Regions from separate parts of the Homo sapiens genome. Here region 2 is linked to region 1. A link is a loop called in an ENCODE intact Hi-C map of the cell type or tissue named here. Cell type or tissue: Caco-2. All regions are shown on one strand. Each heading gives the region's core, and the rest is flanking DNA. Links, peaks and the distances in the headings are about the cores only.

Region 1 (12,903 bases), core at 2,559-10,558:
TGTTCATTTGATATTCTGAATCTTTTATCTGTAAATGTGAGCCATTCTGTCCAGAGCTTATTGCCTCTTTAATATCAGATCTCCAAAGAAAGACTCAAATTCCATACACACGAAAGGCATATATTATCCACATTTAAAAGATGGCCTGTTTTTTTTTCCCAAAATGTTAAATTTTGCCACAAATTATTTTATAGTGTTTGTACACTTCTGTTGCATTGGGAGGTTTTTAAAAATTCTATTTCTCTGAAACAGTTTTAATCATTCTAGTAATCGTTGAGACTTGATTCTAGAACTTGTTTTAAAAGTCTTAGTGGATAGTTTTCTATTTATCTATTTGGATTCTTTGCACTTAGATCTGGGAACCCTTTATTATCTTGAATTTTTTATGGATGTTATTGGGACCAGGAGGTCATGTGAGTGCTCATTCAGTGAGCACTATGTAGTGTTGTAGATTTTTTAAAAAAGAAAACGTAAGGAGCCAGGCTTTCAACCCAACACAAGGGTCCTTTTCCTGATCCCCTAGGAATGTGTCTGGTTACAGAGAGAGGCTTTCCTCACCAAAAGTCTCATGCAGGTGAGGTCACCATGTGAGGTGACTTTGGTGCCACAAAAGCATGTTTCTCTGTGTGTGTGTGTGCCCATGTATGTCCTCAAGTACACATACACATCTGTTTCCATAAAATTCTTTCTCTTTATAATATCCATTAAATCTTAACAAGAAATGCAAATTTAGTACCTAAATATTGAAGAGGCGACTACCACAGGCCCATTAGAAACATGGGCCAATGAATAAAGTATAATGGGAAGCTGCAAATACTGAGAATTGAACAAAAAGAAACATGCAACCAAACTTGCCACACACAGCTAAAGCAGCACCTACAAAACAGACATCAATTGAAAAGAGGAAAGCCAGAAAATCATAAGCTAAGTATCAAAATTAAGCTAGAAAGCAGCAACAAAATAAACCTCCAAAAAGTAAAAGGAAGAAAGCAATAAGAATTAAGAAATGTAACAAAATACACAAAAAAGACCCAACAGAGAGGATCGACAAAGCCAGATGTTGGTAGTTGGCCTGCCTAATTACATAAACGATCTCTGGAAAGATAGGTCAAAAATAAAGAAAACACAGATTAACTTGTAGTAGAAAATACAATGGCACAATTACAGATACTTCAGAGATTTCCGAAAATAGTAAGGGAGCATTATGAGTAACATCATGCCAAGAATTGCCCATAAACACATATATTCAATAACTACAACAAAACATGATACCAAAACTGACTCAAGAGTAAATAGAAAACCTGAAAAATCTTATTGTTAATACAACATGTCAATAGTAAAATTTTCTTACAGCAGAAATACCCAAATTATTATTCTTTTTTTTTTTTTGAGATGGAATCTTGCTCTGTCGCCCAGGCTGGAGTGCAGTAGCGCGATCTTGGCTCACTGCAAGCTCCACCTCCCAGGTTCACACCATTCTCCTGCCTCAGCCTCCCCAGCAGCTGGGACTACAGGTGCCCGCCGCCATGCCCAGCTAATTTTTTTTGTATTTTTAGTAGAGACGGGGTTTCACTGTGCTAGCCAGGATGGTCTCGATCTCCTGACCTCGTGATCCTCCCGCCTCGGCCTCCCAAAGTGCTGGGATTACAGGTGTGAGCCACTGCACATGGCCAGAAATACCCAAATTCTTAAATAATGAGTATCCTAAACTGCAGGAAACTTATCAGTCCAATCCTAAGTATAATTCACAGAGAGCAGCAAAAGAGGCCACACTGCCTCTTATATCTTGAAGCCAGTCTAAATTTGATTCTAAAACCAGATGAGAAGCTGAGACAGAAAAGCTATAAACAATCTCACAAACTTAAATGTAAAAATTCTATGTCAAACATTAGCAAATAAAATCCAATGAGATTTTAAAAAATATAGTATACCATGTCCAAACTGTGTTTAATCTGGATATGGCAGGATGGTTTAATAGTAGAAGATTTTTAAAGTGCTAGTCACCATGTTAACAGAGAAGGAGAAAAAAAGTTATCATATTAGATGCAGAAAAAGCATTAGATAAAAGTCAACAACATTTCAGGACAAAATGTCTTAGTAAAATCGGAACAGCAGAGAACTTCTTAATCTGATAAAAGGTAACTACCAAAAAACATAGTGAACCTTTACTTAATGGTGAAATATTAGAAGCACTCCCTTTAAAATCAGAAAAAAATGAGGATTCCCATAATCTGCACTTCTATTCAACACTGGACTTTCCTAACCTCCATAATAATTTAAAAAAAAAAAGATAAAGAAGTAAACATGTAAGGATCAGTATGGAAGACATAAAACTCTCATTGTCAGATGATGTAACCTCAATAAAAAGAGAATCCTCAAAGTATTATTAATAAAAGAACCCAGCAAGATGTCTAGATACACTAACATTTTTAAGGTTGCATTTTTTTACATCTACATTAAACAGTATGTGTAATTTTTACAAAGGTAACACTCTTTATAATAGCAAGAAAAGATATGTTTACTATGAACAAACATATCCAAACCTGTTCAGATTTATATGGAGAAAATTCTATAATTTTTTGGAAGTCATTAAAGAAGTCCTAAGTAGGATGATATGTTCATAAAGAAGACTCGATATTAGACCTCAGCACAATTCTAATAAATATCCTGGCATAATATTTATATGGGCCAAGAATAGCCAAGATAATTGTGAAAAAAAATATAGTGAGGAAGTTGCCTCCTTAAATATCAACGTGTGTGTGTAAAGTAACCACGACTGAACTCATGTAGCACCAGCGCGGGCACAGATGGGTAGAGCACATTAGAAGAGAGAGCCAGAAACAGACTCCACATATTCCAATTAGGGCTTCTAATGTTTACAGAATTGTTGCAATCCAATATGACAAGATAAGCAATCTAACAGAAAAATGAACAAAAAATTCTTTATCAAGGAGGAAACAGATATGCTTAATAAATACAAAGTTACTCACCCTCCTTAGTAATCAGAAATGTAAATTGAAATCCCAGTAAAACACTATAGGTTGTTTACAATAGTCTCTTCATACTAAACGTTGACCAGGATATGGAAGAGGAGCTCGCAGACTGCAGAACTGTTGTGGAGACTGATTTGGAGCTATTGAATACGGCCGTAGATAGATGCTTTCCTCCAACCTTAACATAGCTCACCTTGTGCTATTCCATTGGCAGATGCATGGCCGACGGGCGCTGCCACTAGGGGCTCCAGGAGTATGCACAGGGATGGTCCCATGTCCACATCAGTGTAGTTTGTCTATCAATAAATGGGAAATGATAGAATGAATGGATTGGGATATGTGCATGCACTAAAATCCCAGGAGGTCATACAAATGAGTGAGCAAGAGCCCTGCGCATGAATGAATGTGAAACTCATAGGTCTATTTTGGGGTAAGAAAGCAAATTATAGAAACATGCATGGAATTATAAAATTTAAGATAATACATCTTAAGTTTATGGTACAGTATGTTTAGCAGTGTGCAAAATAATATAGATTGCTTAGGGATTTGGAGAGAAAATTTTGTAGAACTATGTAAGAGTAGGAACACAAATTCAGCCTTGTGGCCTCTTGTGTGGGACAGGGAGAGGAAGTAGGTGAGGGACAGGAATATTTAACTTTTATTAATACTTATAATTTAAGTTTTATTTCATAAGCAGGGGGTGGTGATTTATTCTTTACATCTTTTGTATGGCTTTAATTAGTGCAAAATTTTTTAAATTAAAAAACAGCTGGAAGGCCCCTGCTGAGAATGAGAAGGGAAAGTGTGATCTTTGTGGACAAAGGGCAGAGTTCTACTGATAGCCATAAATATTCACATCCCTCTTGGTCCCCTCTTTTTAAGTCTAGGCACAGAGCTTTCTCTAATGCAGAGAGACCCAAAGGACCTCCCCCCACAACCAGTGGCTCCCCATAAAATGCCTATGATGCAAGAAAATTCCTATACACACAAAAAATTAGGTGCAATTTTCTTCCACAAGTCAAAGAAAGAATATACACTAGACAGCTTATTATTCCTACTGACTTTGTCTGTCTTTAACCTTAAAACAAAAATAAAGGCTCAATGACCATTTATAGATAAATCCAGCCTCTCTCTCACCTCCTTGGTAAGCCACATCTCAGCATCCTATTTTGTGCTCACTGGGTTCTGTCTTTCAGGGACTCTCACGTTTTATTTGTTTTCAAGCCTAAGCTACTGTCAGATTAACATTTCTTCTCTAGTTTGCCCTTAGGATACTTTATTTGCTACAAAATTGCTTTGTGATGGTGTCACCACACTGCCAATGAAGCAGAGCAATGGCAATTACCGTAAAGCACAGGCCCTTCAAAGGCCAGCCCAGTGAGAGTTTGCGTCCGAGTTCTGCAGAATGACTACCAGTGTGAGTGCTCTGTGTGCAGACAGGTGAAAGAGGACCCCTGTCTGCAGCCCAGGGCATCCTGGCCTTCTCACTCATTAGCCCTTGGGATTTTCACCCCACACACACTTACTGATGCCAGCAGGGCCAGTCACTGTGCTGTCCCTGGAAAGAGAGAGAGGAGCAAATGCTAACCTCTGTGGTTTTCCCTCTTGACACCAATTCTCCAACTCTGCAGACACCAGCTGGGTGTCCTAAACTCACTCCTATTCTGACTGTAACTACCTAGAGGTAGCGTCAGACTCCACAGGGTTAAGGGCTCAGTCCCATCAGCCGGCCCCCACTTCAAATGCCAGTTACAGTGTTGGGTCTCCAGGTTACCCACAGTTCTGTCCACCGTGGCTACAAACTCAGGGGGGTTCCCATAACCCTTGCCCCAGGTTCAGTAACTTACTAGAACAACTCACAGAATTCAAAAAAGCATTTTACTTAGGTTTACAGGTTATAAAGAGTACAAACAAAGAAATGCAATGGCAAAGTACAAGTGGGGTGGTAGGTCACGTGGCTTCCATGCCCTCTCTGTGTATGCCACCATCCCAGCATCATGAAGCATTTACCAACCCAGAGCTCTCCAATCCTGCCACTTAGGAGTTTTTAACGGAGTTTCATTCAGTAGGGATGATTGCTTAAATCACTGGCCAACTCATCTCCAGCCCCCTACCCTCCCTGGAGATTGGAAGCCATCGAGGAGACCCCAGCTGCCAGCTATCTTATTAACATGCAAAATGAACCCTTATCACTAGGAGATCTCAAGGGTTTTAGGAGCTGTGTGCCAGGAACTGGTAACAAAGACCAAATATTTATTTTTTATTCTAAGACGCCCTCCCCAGGTACTTGGAGCAGAGACAGGGCCGTGCAGGCAGAGTGGTGTTCAGGGCAGGGCTGGGAGCAGGTGCCTGAGCTGAGGCAGGTGGGGAGAGGGGAGAGGTGGTCCAGTCTAGGGTACTTGGTTATCAGCCCTTTCATTTGTTCTCTAAAACCAGGGTGAAAAAGAGAACAGACTTAACGGGAGCCTTTAGACTGGACCCCACTTACCTGAAGCACAGCCATCAGGATTCAGGTAAGCTGTGAGCCTGCTTTCTGTGGACTGTTTCTGGTCTTGTTCCCCTCAGAGCTGCCCTGGAGGTCCCTGGGAGTTAGGGGAAGACCATCCATATCCAAGGAGGCTTTCACAGAGAAGACGGGGTGCTGTGCATTCCTGGATTTGCCCTTGTAGCCCACTCCCTGTGGGTTGGTTAAGAGGCTTGGGGAGGCTCCCTGGGGGAGGCTCCTGCTCTAGAAGCACTGAGAACCTGCTGGGCTCATTGCAGGAGCAGGGGCAGGTGGGCACAGCCATGGGATTTTAATATGGGCATGCATACCACCTGCAGATAAGGAAACGTCTTTAACATAATGACAGCCATAATGTCTACAAAAAGGCTTTGCATCACCTTCCACCAATACCATGAGGGGGCAAAGTAAATGAAGAAGGTTGAGTAGGGTTGGTGAGGGAAGAGAAAATAAGATGAAGCCAAGGCTCAGATCAGCACACAAAGGTGCACCTAAGTCATTTGGTCAGTAGGCCTGCTCTCTGTGCCTGGCGCTGGTGACAGCCAAGGAGGCTCAGCACCCACCTGCAACGTCTAGCAGGGAGGGGATGAGTGGGCAGTTATCGAGTGGCATCAGGGGACACAGGCTGCTCTGGGGCCACAGCACGGAATGCACAATTCTTGGCTTTTGCACTTCACCTATGTCGTCTCATTTGACTTGGGCCAGTGTATCTGGCTAATTAATGGTAGGCGTTGAACTAGAACCAAAATAAATAGAATTTTTTTGATAACTGAAAATTCTGTCACAACGCTGGTGAGGAGGTAAAGTGGTTACACTAGTCATGTAGGCTTTGAAGATGTATTCCTTATTATTAAAGATGTACATTTGGAAAATAGAGTCAACGCTGGGCCAGAAAATTCCTGTAATCCCACCACTCAAATGCAAATATTGCTAATATATTGCTGTATTTCTTACCAGTCTTGTTCAATGCATTGTTCGCTTTAACTCTGCACCACTTACCAATTACCAATATACAAGCTGCCCTTCCCACATGTACCTCATGAAGTTTTACATCTTATGAGGCACATAAGACCTATTAAGTAGTCCACAGTTCAAGTAAAACCATTGTCAGAGGAAACTACTGGCTAAGAGGTTTGTCATTTCTTTATGTTAACAGTAAAGAATTGTGCAAGGAAGCTTCTAACTGGGCCAGTTCTTTACTCGTCCATAAGGAAGCAGATTCACGGAGAAGCAGATAGGAACTTGCACTAATTAGACACCGTATCTGAATTCTTCTACTGAAAGCCTCCAGTTTTTCTTTCCTGTAGAAGTTTCTGCAATGAGGGAAATTTATAATTCTGCACCACCCAATATGGCAGCCACCAGTCCGCATGTGGCTACTGAGTGCTTGAAACGTGGCTCATCTGTTGAAGAACTAAAGTTTAATTTCCTTTAGTTTTAATTAACTTAAATTTAAACGTCAACAGCCACATGTGGCTACTAGCTACCGTATCAGATGGTGCGGTAATAGAAACTAAAAAGGTGGGCCATTCCCTCATTTTCATTCATGACAATCATCTGGTTCTTTGACAATTTTTTTTTTTTGAGACAGGGTTTGGCTCTGTCACCCAAGCTGGAATGCAGTGGTGCAACCTTGGCTCTCTGCAGCCTCCACCTCCCAGGCTCAAGTGATCCTCCCACTTCAGCCTTCCAAGTAGCTGGGACCACAGACGTACAGCACAAGGCCCAGATAATTTTTTGTATTTTTTTTTTTTTTTGGTAGAGACGGGGTTTCACCATGTTGCCAAAGCTAGTCTTGAACTCCTGAGCTCAAGCGATTTGCCTGCCTTGGCCTCTCAAAGTGCTGGGATTACAGGTGTGAGCCACCACGCCTGGCGTCGACAATTTCTTACTGAGTGCTTTCTGCATGCACTCTGTTGAGTGTTGTTGTTTCATTTGCAGTGGTTTCTGTGAATCATTGCCAGATGCTGCTATTGATGTTATGTTTGTTTAACAAGCTCCCTTACTAATGAGAGGCCATGTGTCGTAAAGGAGAGTACTGTGTATGGGTTGAGATAGGCTGTATGACTTTGGGCTTCCATCTCAGGGTCACTCATAAAACAGGGGGTGGAGGTCTTGCATCTCCTCCCAGCACTGCCATTTTTTATGCTAGTGGAGAAAATAACTATTAGGGAATGATACCAAGTGGTGACTTCAGATGTTCTTGTAAATACAATGTAGGCACTCCTGTGCAGTGGATGAAGTGCAGGGTGGGGCGTGGGTTGTATTAGGTGGACAGCTTGTCCCAGCTGAGCATGGTCAGGGCCTGCTATGGCCCTGCCACAGCCCCTGTTGACTGCGGAAGTAGGGGACACTGATGTGCCTGGTCCAGCCCACATTCGTGGATCTACTCCCAGAGCACAAGACTCCCTTTTCCACCGATCTGTGCAGCAGGACTGCAGCATGTTGTCATAATCCTCACCTGATGTCTTGTGCAGGATCACTTGTATTAATAGAAACTCCCGTCTCTGAGCCTGCATTCAGGGTTCCTTCTCCTTTATTGTCCTGGGGTTTGCTGCTTTAGGCATGAGGGGAGGCTCAAAAGCAAATCATCCATTTTTCATAACCAATGTGGAGCCAATGATTCCTGGATGTTAAAACTGACTCAGCAGATATTCACTGAGTGTCTGCTCTGTCCCAGATACTGAACTAAGATCTGCTAAGATCCACGGATACAGAGATGAATAATCCCACCAAGAGTTTCATTCTCCTTTTTAAAATATTCTAATCACTCCGTATATCACAAATTCACCTTCCCATGCATGAATGAATGAATGATGAACGATTTACGTGATCTGAATGCTAACTCTCTACTGGGCACTAGATGAAACCTCAGATGTTCATGCTATGTAACTGCAGAAAGCAAAACTAATGGGGGTCTATTGAGAGTGTAACATTTCCAATTTGTGTTTTGGGCATCCTGTTCTCGGGACACACCCTTAGAATATGTTACCCTGGGAAGTGCCGCAAAGAACACCCAGACCCAGCCTTTGGGCAGTTTTATTTCTGGCTTAGAAGACACAAGAAATTTACCTGGAAAATGAAAAGGATTAGCGTGTGATCAACAAACCTGTCTAACGATTTCTTTTTTCTTTTTCTTTCTCTTTTCTCCAGGGCTTATCACTGACTACCGGGTAAGTGGGAGATTCCACTGTAATCTCAAATGCTAGTGGAGTGCTGGGGGGCTACGCCACAGCTGTCACACATCTCCTCCCCCACTCTCATGATCAGCACGCACTGGTGGGCACCTTCTAACTGGGTCCTAACTGACAAATTAGGGGGGTCCTGCCAGGTGGCGGGCAGCTCTGCTGAACCCCTCAGTCAGAGGTCTCAGGTTAGGAGGGGGAAACCTGGACCCTGGACTTTGCTCCTGGGGAGGAGAAAGGAGCTTCTGCCCCTCATTCCTCTGGAAGGAAAAGGCCCTTCTGCCCTGGGCTGCTGTGTGCCTGGGGCTGCACTGGTGGTGGCAGTGGGAGAGTGAGGGAGGAGTCAGGGAACAGAAAAAGCTCCCAGGTGGGGCCAGTCATCTCAGCAGCCTAGTCTCAAATGCATTGGTCCTCTCTCGTTTTTATTTGAAACAAGTGTTGAATGAGGCATACTTTGAAAATGCCAGGTTGTTCTAGTGTTAGTCTGGAAAGGAATTTGGGACCAAAGGCAGTACTGCGAAGCTTATCAAAAGAATAGAACCCAAGGGGGAGGGTGAAACTCAGGGGGAACAGAGGTGTGGCCACTGAGCTGGCTGTCTTCTGCCATCAAGAGATGACCTGTGGCCAGGTGCTGTGGCTCACTCCTGTAATCCCAGCACTTTGAGAGGCTGAGGTGGGTGGATCATCTGAGGTCAGGTCTTCGAGACCAGCCTGGCCAACATGGTGAAACCCCATCTGTGCTAAAAATACAAAAATTAGCTGGGTGTGGTGGCAGGCACCTGTAATCCCAGCTACCCCGGAGGCTGAGGCAGGAGAATCATTGGAACCTGGGAGGCAGAGGTTGCAGTGAGCCGAGATCATGCCACTGCACTCCAGCCTGGGTGACAGAGTGAAACTCTGTCTCAAAAAAAAAAAAAATGACCTGTGTCCACGTGTGGTGGGCACCAGACATCATCAAAGCAGAGGCTGCCATTTCCCGACAGAGGTGTGTGTCTAAGTGCGTTTGGAGCAAACATTGTCAGCAGCCGGTGTGATAATGACCCAGCAGGGGCTTCCCCTCAAAGGCATGGGTAGCTTGCCTTCTTCCTGTGACAGCTGTGAGCCAGGAGGCAGGGGGGCAGCAGTAAACCTTCCCAAGCCATCAAGGCTGGTCCTAGGACAGTTTTGGCAAAGTTTGCCTGGGACCACCCAGCTCTACACCCAGGGAGAAAGGCCAGGGTGTGTGCACATAAGGGCACACTGGGAAGATCCATGGATGATGCCATTTAAAACTTTCATATAATCCCATTGTCAATCTGACTTATCTTTTGGAAAGTTATTATTGAAGGGAAAATATGACAATAATATTAAAAATAACCTGAGGACCAGCTCACCCTGACCTTTCATCCTCGCGCCTCTGTGGCCTGTGTTTCTGTCTCCTCCTCTGGTTCGTGGCCTTTCTCAGACTTCATGTTGCATGAGGGCCACGTGCTGTACAAACGACATTGCAGCTGGTTCTCATGGCACTGAAACTAAAATTGCAATACCTTCTCCACTCCTCCACAGCCTTAGTAAGTACAGAAAATCTACACAGAATCCCATGTTATATGGTATAATTATTTCCCTGTTATTTAACTACTTCCCTGGGAAAGTCCCTTGCTTTCCTAAATGACTATGCAGTGGGCATCTGGCACATCCAGCTTTCTGCTGAGGATGAGCTGCTTCCTGCAGCATGAGACTGAAAATGGGGTAACAGGCACGAACACTTCATGCCTTTTATTTTATTATTTTTTAATTTTGCTCTTTCCCAGCTTAGATATCATTAGAAAAAAAGGCACAACACCATCTCTGGTTCACATAAAATAACATAGGCTTTGCTAAAAACTCCGTATTGACTAACAAGTCCTCTGGGAACCAAAGTCCTTTTAGATAAACTTGGCACTGTCTTTCAAAGGCCTGGGGCACAATCCCCAGCAATGCTGGCTTATGTTACATTGCCCAAGACAAAAACCAGCCCAGCTCTGCCCGCATCTAGCAGCTCAGGGAACATGATCTCCTCAGACAGTTTCTACCGTTCACCAAGAATCACAGATCTGTACTGGCACCCGCCTGCAGGACCACGAAGGTGGCAGGGCTTGCCTGAGGCTTCCCCAGCCTGTTCTTCTGCTCCATCCAGGGCCTTCCAGTCCTCAGGGCTCACTCCTTCTTCCCAACCCTAGGTTCTTCATCCTACTCCCTCCACCACCAGTCCCTGACCCTCATGGGGTCTTTCTGTCCCCTTCTGTCTTTAGTGCTGAGCCTCACTCTCCTCAGCACCTCAGGCCCTTTCCGCACTGCTAATCCAGAAGACTTGAGCCCACCATTCACCCTGCCTTGATAGGCCAAGCATTCTTTGAAAAGCGTTTGTCCTTCTGTTACTTCAACTAGTTATCTCTACTAGTTATCTCTACTAGCTTAATGAAAGGCATTGGCCTCGGTTAAGGAAAGGTCAAGCATCAGCAACCTGTGCTCCAGCCCTACTTTCAAAGCATCCTTTGATCAGCCCCTGTACTCCCCACCCTGTTGGTCCTGCTGTGAGACCTGGGTCTCTTTCACCCCATCTCAAGGCAGCCCCTTGACTGGCACTCCCTTTCCAACCAGGAGCTATGAGCTGCTCCTGCAGCTACTCAGAGGTGAGTGAGGCCCAAAGCCACCTCCAAGACTCCCAGGCCACTGAGGGAGACAGAGGCGCAGACCACGCAGGCCCTGATGCCTGTTCTGAAACACACCTGAGACACCTCGATCCTCCAGCCTGCCCTTTGTGGCCCAAGAGGACATGCCCCAAGTCCTTAGCTAGTCCTCTGCCTGCCAGCTCTCCTCTTGCCGCTTGTGGCAGGCAATGATGCTGAGATCCCTGGCACTATGGCTGGCAGTGCATGAGTCAGGAGCCATGTGGGGACAGTCCTTGTTTGGCTGCCTGTTGCTTCTAAAGGAACCCAGGCAGATGGGAAGCACCACAGCAGCCCAGTCCCACTGGCATCCATCCACCAGGCTTGGGAGGCTCTCTGGGGTGATTGGCCTTCTGTGCTGCTGTGTTCCTAGAGAGGGCTGGAGATGGCACATCATGTGTTCACAGCCAATGTTTCATGGCTGATGAGGGGACAAACGCATGAACCTTATGAAAGATGGAATGCAGAAGGTGAAAGCTGTTCTGGAGCAGAGGGGCTTCTAAATGCGAAGCACAGGCATTAGGCCTCAGCATACCAGCCCCAGGAAGCAGGAGTGGCCATGTGGGGACAGCCCCGGGCAGCCACCGGGAAAGCACACACAAGTTGGCCGGGTGTGAGTATGGGAGCAGCCTCAGGGCCCTGGTGTGCAGAGCCCCCAGGGCACCTCTCAGCCCAGCTTTGCTCTTTCTATCCCTTGGGTGCAGGCACAAGTGTCACTGCCTCTTACTGAACCCTCTCCATCTGCCACAACCCAGGGATGTCCCTGGCCGTATTTCCCGGCATCTTCTCTTTGCTGCTATTTTAGCTACAATGCAGTGACCTCTTTCCCTCTCTGTGCTCACATGCACCTCTCAGGCTCCTCTATGATTCCCACCTTGAATGTGAATTCCAGGCAAATGTCCCCAGAGCATTTGCTTTGCTGGGCTCAGCAGGGAATGGGAAGGAATATCATAGACATTCTCATTTTGTTCAAAGAGGCTGGAAACCCAAACCTAAGGCGGTCTGGGGAGAAGATCCATCAGTCTGGGGAGAAGATCCCTGGATGGTGGGCTGCCTACTGGGCCAGTGAGAAAGTGTGGGGTGAAAAGGATGAGCAGACCCTGGTAGTTCTATCCCCCGTCAGTAGATGAGGGCACGAGGACAGAGTGTTAGTCCCAGGAGGAGGCTGTTCAGGACGCGAGGTATGGCAAGAGAGCTCTGTGTTCTTTCTGATGGTGAACGGCACACTGAAGATGTAAGACAGCACCATTTGCCTCCAGTTTGCACGGTCCTGGGTAAAGTGGGCATCATTATGCCTGTTTCATAGGGGAGGAGACAGAGGTTCAGAAAAGTTTGCTGAACCTATTGAAAGACAGGACCACGGACCTAGGTCACAAGCCACTGAGCCATGCAGCCCTGCATGCTATTTGGATGAGGAAACTGCATCTTCTGGAAGATGTTGATGGCTTATCAAAAATGGGACAAAATACAGGTTTAAAAATGATCAATTGTGGAGGAAAAAGTACCAGGAAATAGATCATTTGATGTCCGGGAAG
Region 2 (9,812 bases), core at 1,192-9,191, 55 kb before region 1:
CTATCTGGAGGTAAAATGCCTAAAAAAGTCCCTACTCAGAAGAACGGTAGGCAGGGCTGGCTCTGCCCGTGACTCTGTGCTCCAGGCACAGATTACAGGAAAGATGCATTCCTCCCAAATGCAGAGAGCTTGGAGGTAGAGCTGCCTGCTGATGGCCAGTGTCCGAGGGCTGCTGCACCCTGGGGAGTTCCTCAAAAGCCAGGGGCTGTCCTTGGCCTTTGGGGTCCAGAGCACTCACCTTGTCTGTGGCTTGGAGCCAGGTGGACTTGTGGGCATCGGTCTATGTGGCATGCTGTGATGTGTAAAGGAGCTGTCAATTAGGAATTTGCAGCACTGAGCCACAGGGCCCAGCTGAGCCACCTCTGCTTCACCAGCCTGGCACTTGCTCTTCTCTGGGCTGGGGCACTGGAAGTTGCCGGGTGAGCAGGCATCATGGGCCCTACAGGCAGGGCTGAAGAGCCCACAGATGGGCTCTTCAGTGTCTGTGCTGCTCCTCTGCCAGGCACTGGGGCCTCCCTCTCTGCTGGGCAGGGCTGGCCTGGGCTGAGCATACCCTCTCCTAAAGAGCATTTTCTATCACTGGATATTGCAGCAGATTTCATTTAGCTCTGCTGGTCCAAATCCATTCTGTCCCACAGAGGTACTTGGCATCCATCTCTATCTGCTCATTCTGGGACAGTCTGATTGCCCTCAGGCCTTGAAGGGAGTGCCTCACTATCTCTCAGGCTGCGTTGCCTGATACCTCATCCCTAGCAGAGAGCATAGGCTCCTGGTAGAGCTGGGCTTGGCCAGGCTCAGGTAGAACCCAGCAGGATGGGGCTGACCAGAAGGGAGAATGCACTCTTCTCACTTAGATCTTACTGGTGACGCATCGGGATGTTGCTGTGCACATCTAGGCACGAGAACATCTTGGACCCCTTATGTTGGAGACTTTTATGAAGGTGGAGACTCAATCCACCTTTGGATGGGGCTCAAGACCAGCCTGTTCAGAGAGAGGGGAGAGTTCATAGAGAAAAGTCACTGGGAGTTTAAAAGACAAGATCAATGGCTTCTCGGGATGCCCAGAGGGTGACAGCTGCCCAGCGCCCACTTTCTCATTCCCTTCATTTGTGACTACGGAGGAAAGTCCACCAGTGGGCTTTCTGGACCCTTCTGTGAGTGAACAAATGAATATCCTAGCAAGCCCGCAGAGCCCATGCAGTGAGGCTCAGTGGAGTAAGGTTCATTATGGTGGCCCGTATGTTCCTTCCCAACCGCTCTCCTTGCATGATTCTAGGTCAAACAGCCTTCAGGCCTTTGAATCACATCTGAGATTGGGTGATTTTAATCTGGGCTTTAGTGGAAGGTTAAATCCCCTTGTTACTGCTGACCCCCAAATTCTGCAATGCCTGGCCCTCGGTTAATCCCTTCCCTTCCCCCACGACAGGCGGCAAGCCCAGCATGCACAGAGCTGGAGACTGTGATGATGGACTGGCTCGGGAAGATGCTGGAACTACCAAAGGCATTTTTGAATGAGAAAGCTGGAGAAGGGGGAGGAGTGATCCAGGTAAGGTGGGAGCTGTGAGGGCCACTTTTGGGATGCATGGGCTCTGCACAGGACTGTAGCCGCAGGTGGGGAAAGAGGCACTCATGCTTCTTGTTAGTTCCTCAAATTTCTCCTGGAGAATAAACAAAACCGAGCTCTTGGGAAAATGCTGGCTTTGGGATTGGCAGGATCTGGATTAGGATCCCAGTGCTGTCTTTCACTCGCTTCCCCAGGGCAGGGCACTCAGTTCCCCAGGCCCCTAGCTATGGTAGGTAGCACAGCCGCTATCTCACAGCAGGTGCGTGGAAGTAACAACTACAGCAACTATCGTTTGTGTGGGGTTCCCCATCGCCGGCCACTGTGCCTAAGCATTTTCCAGGCATTAACTCATTTAATTCTCACAACAACACTGTGCATTTTAGTACCCCTTTTTACAAGTGAAGAAACATTTTAATAGCCCTTTTTACAGGAGAGGAAACTAGGGTCCAGAACATTAGGTAGCTTGCCCCATGGCTTCCAGCTACAGACTCTGTGTGGCTCAGAGCCCGTGATATTCCTCGGAGGACAGCACAGGTGGCAGATGTGACCAGGCTTCAGAGGCTATAAATACTATTTGTCTTTGAACCAATCATTTACTTAAAGATGCTGCTGCTTCTATGCAGCAACTGAATTCATTTTCTTCATGTAACATGTATCTATTGAGAGTGACTGTGTGTCAGAGCTTACACCAGGGAACAAGATAGACAAAAGACAATCATGATGGAATTTCTATTCCACTGGGGTTGCAGGACAAATGGCACTGGGATGACTTGGACTTGATGCATTAAAAAAAAAAAAAAAAAACAACTTCCTAGCATGGAATATGAACTATATTGAACCCAGTACTCTCCCTTAATCATTTTTCTCATGTCAAGTAGATGATAGTCTCATTAGGAAAGCATTGTTAACTTTGGGAAAAAGGGGCTTCCTTTTCAGATATTGTCTTTCACAAGGCTCTGAGAATTGGTGAAGGCCCATTCAGTGGATGAGGACAGTGAGGCACACACTGGAGAACACCTTTGTGCAGAGCACATGGCCAGTGTGGCCACGCGAAACTAGCAAGCAAGTCTCTCCACTTCCAGTCCTGAGAATGAGCAACAAGACTGATAATTTTATGTATTTGTTTCTATTGATGTTGTGACAAATTTTGTGGCTCAAAATAAGACAAACTGATTATCTTACAGTTCTGTACATCAGAAGTCTGACCTGGGTCTTACTGGGCTAAAACCAAAGTTGACACCTTGGAGGCTCCAGGGGTGAATCTGCTTCCTTGCCTCTTCTGACTTCTAGAGGCTTCCAAAATTCCTTGGCTCACAGCCCCATTTCCATTTTCAAAGCCAGCTGTGTCCCATCTTTCTGACCTTTCTTTTGTAAACCCCAAATATCTGAGATGGGTCTCAGTCAACTTAGTTTATTTTGCCAAAGTTAAGGATGCGTGCCTGTGATACAGCCTCAAGAGATCCTGACTACATGTGCCCAAGGTGGTTGGGCACAGCTTGGTTGTATACATTTTAGGGGGACATGAGATGTAAGATGTACATTGGTTTGGTCTGGAAAGGTGGGACAATTCAAAGCAGGGAGGGGGCTTTCAGGTCATAGGTAGATAAGAGACAATTGGTTGCATTCTTTTGAGTTTCTGATTAGCCTTTCCAAAGGAGGCCATCAGATGTGCAGCTATCTCAGTGGGCAGAGGGGTGACTTTGAGTTCTGTCTGTCCTTCATCCAAAAGGAAATTCCTTATGAGGGAGGCATGTAGCTTTTTATCTTAGTAGCTATCTCTTTTAGGAATAGAATGGGAGGCAGGTTTGGCCTAAGCAGTTCCCAGCTTGACTTTTCCCTTTGGCTTAGTGATTTGGGGGTCCCAAGATTTATTTTCCTTTCACACTTTCCTGGTCGCATCTCCTTGTGACCACATATAAGATCGGAAAGTGGGTCTCCACTTTTAAGGACACATATGATTGGATTGGGTCCATCCAGGCAATCTGAGATAATCTCTCAAGTCAAGTTTCTTAACTTAATCACATCAGCAAAGTCACCTTTTCCCTGGAAGGGAAACAGTCACAGATTCTGGGGACCAAGACCTGAAATCTCTGGGAATGAGGGTGCATTAATGTGCCTACCACATCCAGTGTGCTTCAGAGTCATGGAGGGAACTTGCTTGTAATGCCTATTCCTAGACTCTGGGCCAAAAAATGTGAACGCTAATTCATCCGGATGACACCCAGATTCCTGAATAGGCCACATGCCGGGACTGATGACTGCCTTCTCCATGACCCACAGGCCCTGTGGCCAGGCTCAGAGTCATCCCTCCACGTGCTCCTCCTTCGCATTCTTTGGTTATCTCTTTTTCCATCAGACATAAGTGATATTAAATGGGGAGCTGAGGAAAATGAAATGTCAGGCATAGTGGCTCACGCCTGTAATCCCAGCACTTTGTGAGGCCAAGGCAGGCAGATCACCTGAGGTCAGGAGTCTGAGACCAGCCTGGCCAACATGGTGAAACCCTGTCTCTACTAAAAATACAAAAATTATCCAGGTGTGGTGGCGGGCACCTATAATCCCAGCTACTTGGGAGGAGAATTGCTTGAACCTGGGAGGCAGAGGTTGCCGTGAGCCAAGACCTTGCCATTGCACTCCAGCCTGGTTGACGAGAGGGAAACTCCATCAAGAAAAAAAAAAAAGAAAGAAAAGAAAACGTCAGCTATGTTGTAAGCAAAGCTTCAATACGTTGCTGTGAACCATACCATTCTACGTAGCAGCAACAATGACTCAGCAATGATTCAGCAAATGAATCATGCTTCAGTCCCAGCACAATTTTCTTCTGGTCAGTGAGTATGCAGCTGGAGAAGCCTCCTTGGCCAAGATCACAGCAAGGATAGGCTGTCACAGGTGCCCTTCCAGCGAGGGGAGGGAGCTACTGCACACTGTCCGCAGCCAGTGCTCTGTCAGCTGCACTTTGCCTTGGTGAGGGCCAGATGGCTTTCTGGCCTCTGGAACATCAGTCCTGATTCTCCAGGGGACAGAGGGCAGCAGCACTCAGCGACCCAGTGGGACAGCTGCGTGCCTGCAGAGGGCGTGGTTTTGATTCCAGGCAAGGGCATGCATGGTCTAACCCTTTACAAGAGGCCTCGATGTTGGTGGCCGACTTACTTTTTCTTTTAGTTTTATACACGGGACAAGGTCTACTTTTCCATTTCTTTTCCATTTGTTCCTCTCATTTTTTTTTTTTATTTTGTCTTGTTTTTAGACGAAGTCTCATTCTTGTCGCCCAGGCTGGAGTGCAGTGGCACGATCTCAGCTCACTGCAACCACTGCCTCCCGGTTCAAGCCATTCTCCTGCCTCAGCTTCCCAAGAAGCTGGGATTACAAGGCACCCATCACCATGCCTGGATAATTTTTGTATTTGTAGTAGAGACAGGGTTTTGCCATTTTGCCCAGGCTGGTCTCAAACTCCTGACCTCAGGTGATCCACCCACCTCGGCCTCCCAAAGTGCTAGGATTACAGGTGTGAGCTGTAGGAGATCGGTCAGAGTGGTGGGAGAAACTATAGGGAAAAGGAGCAGGCCTTCTGAAAGGTCAGAAGGCTCTGCAAAGCTCCATGGCAGAATAGCTGAAGGCAGCTGTTCTATAACCCTGAGGCAGAGGATAAGGAGTAGGTACAAGGGAGTGTAGGGGAATTTATCTTGGTCAAGCTTGTTTGTTAGAAGTTGTCCAGGAACTGACCTCGGAACATCCTTGCACGTGACATTCCCTGAAAGGGGAACAATAAATGTTAATTATCTACAGGTTGTGTTTGCTCCAGGTTTTCAGCATTGTGCTTGCACTCAATAAAAGCAAGCTGCTCCAGCTTCTCAGGGCTGCTCTCTGGCCACTAGAGCCAGGCAGTCACTTAGCTGCTCTTACACTGCATACCTGTGTCTGAGCACTCATTTCCTCCATCGGCCAGGGTCTGCAGGACAGATCCAGCAGTGAGCCACTGCACCCAGACTGTTCCCCTCATTTTGACCCTCCCTAGCATTTGGTGAGCCCTGCTGATTCAAGACTCAGCTCTGTGCAGTGTGGAGATTTTTCTTCTACTGTATGTTAGTTATTGTGGGCCACGTCACTCTTTTTCAGGGACTTCAATTTTCCACAGATTGGGTACCTCTTCCATGATTTCTCTCTTCCTTTCGATATTTCCCTTTTTTGTTATCTTCTATATTTTAGGAAGCTTTTCATGGTTTTCTCCACATGATTATGTGATTATGGACCTGGTGTGGTGGCTCACGCCTGTAATCCCAACACTTTGGGAGGCCAAGGCGGGTGGATCATTTGAGGTAGGAGTTTAAGACCAGCCTGGCCAACATGGTGAAATCCCATCTCTACTAAAAATACAAAACTTAGCTGGACATGGTGGCATGTGCCTGTAATCCCAGCTACTCAGGAGGTTGAGGCAGGAGAATCATTTGAACCCAGGAGGTGGATGTTGAGGTGAGCTGAGATCATGCCACTGCACTCCAGTCGGGGTGACAGAGTGAGACCCTGTCTCAAAAAAAAAAAAAAAAGTCCCCTTTCCACCTAGATACTGGACATTCATGGTAAAAATGAAAAGACACAGGAGCTTTCTTGTCATATTCCCTGTGTTATTTCAGTATCTACATGTGAATATATGTATACAGACAAAATTGAAATGATACTACGCATATGGATTTTCTGCATGGTGCTTTCCTTATCATTTTATTGTGAGCATTTCCCACTATTTAAATATTGTTTGAAAAAAGTATTACTCCATGATTTTCTATGATGCATCACAATCTATATAAATATATAAATAATACCTAAGATATTTGTGTTGCATCAAATTTTCCATTCTTATAAAAAAAATTTTGGAGGACACCCTTTAGGATGAAGTGCAACAATCTTCCAAGATGATCACCTTCCTCCTAGGACTCTCCTGGCTGTATTCATGTTTAACATTCATGCTCCCCACTAAATCCAAATGGAACAAAACAAAAATTGAAGCATTTCTAGGTCATTGCATCTTATAACAAAAACAATTTCATATTCAATTTTTTCAGCAGATGATTCCTCTAATTATATACTCCTCAAAAAAATCTTATCAATCCCTCATAATATAAGCTGTGTCTATTATAATAAGAGCTACTTTTCATTGAATAGCAATTATGAGCTTGGCTATGTTTTAGCCTATGTCTTGTGCTTTGTGTTATTGTCTTCATCCTCAAAGTATTTATGAAGATTGATTGGATTATGGACAATCTTTTTCATGGATGAGGATATTGAGTCCCAGAAAGTTAGTAGAACATGCATAGCAGCAAAAGTGAATTAAAGCCAAGGCTAGTAGGAAAGACAACCAGAGTTATGACTGTTACACCAGCTCATCCCTGACCATAGGCTTGGGTTGGTGTCCAGAGATGTGCATGCTACTATGGGCTGCATTTTCGTTTCATTAAAGACAACCTCATTTTTGAGAGACCATACAAGTCTTTAGCATTTGGGTAGGAATATTCCTGGCATCTCTCAGCCCCCGCTTTAACACAATCTTCCTGTGAGCCCAATCCACTCAGTTTTTTTCTGGATGAAAGGAAGAAATGGGATCTGTGTTTGCCACCGGAAGCTCACCCTTCTCAGCAGACAAGGCTGATTGTCTGTAATTGGTGAGGCCCCAAAGAGCACAGGAGCCTGGTGACAGCCTGTGAGCCAGCCTGCATTATTGATCCCCTCAGAGCTGTAATCACAGCTGTGGGCGTCAGCGCAGTGATGCGTGTCTGAGTCAAATGGCAAACTGTTGTTGTGAGGCTGGACAAATGTGGTCTGGGAAAATGGTCTCTTAATTGGGTTTTAAAGTTCTTGTGGAAGAAAAGACAATTTTTTGCTTCGAAAAAAACTGAAGATGAAAGGACATTTCTGCTCACGGCATCAGCAGCCAGAAGCGTCAGACCTTACCAGCATCCCCTCCTACCTCCTGAGCAGGCTTGCCATGGCAACCTTTGTCTGCTGCTATCGCACAGAGCCATCGTTCCTGCTCTGTACCACATGTCACCCTCCCCGTGCTTCTCTCCGCGAAGATCTGCTGCCAGCAAAGTGCAGAGAGCTCCACCTGACATCATGCTTGAGGCCACCAGGCCACCCTGGTGGCATCGGGGTGGTGTGGTTCTAGATGTGCTACTGACGATTTGCTCCTTCAGGCTTTTAAAACATCATTTTGTTGACTTAAGAAGGTGAATTTTCTCTTAGGACATGAACTAAGCTCCCCCATCCCCCCCCAGAGAAAAGCCATAATGAGTTGTCATGGTGATTCAGGTGATTCATGGTGACTCATTTCATTAGAATGTTCAGAGAATGAACACCTGCGTTCCAACGCTTCAAGCAGAGGGTAGAATTTAGCCGGGGAAGCTGCAGTCACGCCTGCTTGTCAAGCATCAGAACAGGGAATTGTGCCTTCCACCAGGCTTTTCATGTTACATTTCCAATGAGAATGGGTGGGACATGACAAACAAAATGTGTGTGGGGGCAGATAGGGGGACAGGAGGAAATCAGGGACAGGAATGATGGGGTACATAGGAGAAGTGTAAGTAAGGTACAATGCCTGCTCTCAGGGAGCCTGGGTTTCCTGGGATGGCTGATTTAGCTTTGCCAGCCAAAATTGGTTTCTCCCCTTCTCTCTCCTCTGGCCAAGGTTTGTAAACCTGGCCTAAAACAATGTCTAAAATCATTGCTCATGAAAATATAGCCTGAAGGAAATAAAGTACCCATTTTAGATGCTGAATTAAGAGACGCATATATCTGTATATTTGAACCCATCCATTAGTGCTACAGAAACATGAATAAATGTATTTATCTTTCAATATTACTGTCCCACCAAAGGATGTGGGTTGGCTCAAAAGAATAAGTAAAAGTAGTGTCAAGGCAAAGTCAAAATGAGAAATCAGGGTCAATGAAGAGAGCATCAAATGTTAAGAAGAGAGGTTAGCATTTCTACTTAATTATTTTATTATATATTTCTCTGTAAAAACCTATCATGTTATAAACTTTTTCAGAGTCAACAAGAACCTACCTTCTTTTATTTGCCCTTTCTAATGTCCTTTCATACTGGTCGGTAGATGGGTTTCTTCTACGACTTACTTAAGAGGGAAGGTGCTCGCTGCCCCTACCTTTCTAGGCCCATGGCACCCTAAAAAGCGCAGGCGTGGGCTCACTCCTAACCGTGCCCTACCTAGCTGCTGATTTGGGGCAAGTTAGTGAACCTCTCTGCACATCTGTTTCCCCACCTGAAGATGATAAAACACAAAAATGGGATTATTTTTACAACTTAAATGGGATAACATAGCAGGCCCTGAATCCATTAGTTTGCCAGGGGTTCCCTAACAAAATACCACTGACTGGGTGGATCGAAGAAGAATTTCTTTTCTCACAGTCCCGAAGGCTGCAAGTCCAAAATCAAAGTGTCCACAGGGTTGGTTCTCCTGGGGCCTCTCTCCTGGGCTTGCAGATGGCCACCTTCTCCCTGTGTCCTCACATGGTCTTCCCTCTGTGCACCCACATGTCTGGGGGCCACATTTCCCCTTCTTTTTATTTATTTATTTTTTTGAGACTGGGTCTCACTCTGTCGCCCAGGCTGGAGTGCAGTGTTGTAATTGCGGCTCACTGCAACCTCCGCCTCCCAGGCTCAAGTCATCCTCCCACCTCAGCCTCTCGAGTAGCTGGGACTACCAGGCACGCCACCATGCCTGGCTAATTTTTGTATTTTTATAGATACAGGGTTTCGGTATGTTGCCCAGGCTGGTCTCGAACTCCGGGGCTCAAGTGATCGACCCTCCTCTGCCTCCCAAAGTGCTGGGATTATAGGCAAATTTCATATTATCAGAAACATGTCAGATTGGATTAGAGCCCAGCCATGTGACCCCATTTTCTTTTAATTACCTCTCTAAAAAGCCTATCTCCAAATATGGTCACATCTGAGGTCCTGGGGGTTAGGGCTTCAACACATGAATTTTTGGGGACACAATTCAGCCCGTGTCATTAGGAATCAAAAGAAACCCTTTAAGGCATCTCTTAGTCTCAAGGAAAATGCACCCCTATTTTATAAACAAATGCAAATCGCTCTGTCCGAGTGAATATGAACGCAGAGTCAGGCTTGCATGCTGGTGCCCTGGGCCGTTCTCCTCTGATAGAGACAGGAGCAGTCGTCCTAGGCCAGGCTGGGGGCAGTCCATGAGGAGAAGCTCTCACAATACCTGGCGCAGGGAAG

The links. Peaks named below come from ENCODE experiments on the same cell type or tissue, not always from the same donor. Only the 100,000 strongest peaks of a DNase experiment are listed, where the experiment ranks them.
Region 2: a loop joins it to region 1, with 5 times the contacts of the local background. A loop is called at or near these places in 9 of 110 quality-filtered maps.

The regions. Positions count from the first base shown.
Region 1 is chr7:50,472,390-50,485,292 of GRCh38, reverse strand. DDC (dopa decarboxylase) reads left to right here. Exons shown (of 15, transcript NM_001082971.2): 10 at 5,430-5,506; 11 at 8,650-8,669. Among named protein-coding and RNA genes, the nearest start is that of FIGNL1, 28 kb to the right of the region's middle. In Caco-2, for the core only: no CTCF peak of the experiment used is centred there; a DNase peak (open chromatin) is centred at 7,502.
Region 2 is chr7:50,529,594-50,539,405 of GRCh38, reverse strand. It overlaps DDC (dopa decarboxylase), which reads left to right. Exons shown (of 15, transcript NM_001082971.2): 4 at 1,427-1,546. It overlaps DDC-AS1 (DDC antisense RNA 1), which reads right to left and starts at 7,647. Exons shown (of 5, transcript NR_033845.1): 1 at 7,524-7,647; 2 at 239-292. RefSeq lists enhancers at 3,435-4,634, 6,998-8,197, 8,557-8,726, 8,575-8,744. In Caco-2, for the core only: no CTCF peak of the experiment used is centred there; DNase peaks (open chromatin) are centred at 3,839, 4,555, 5,425 and 7,875.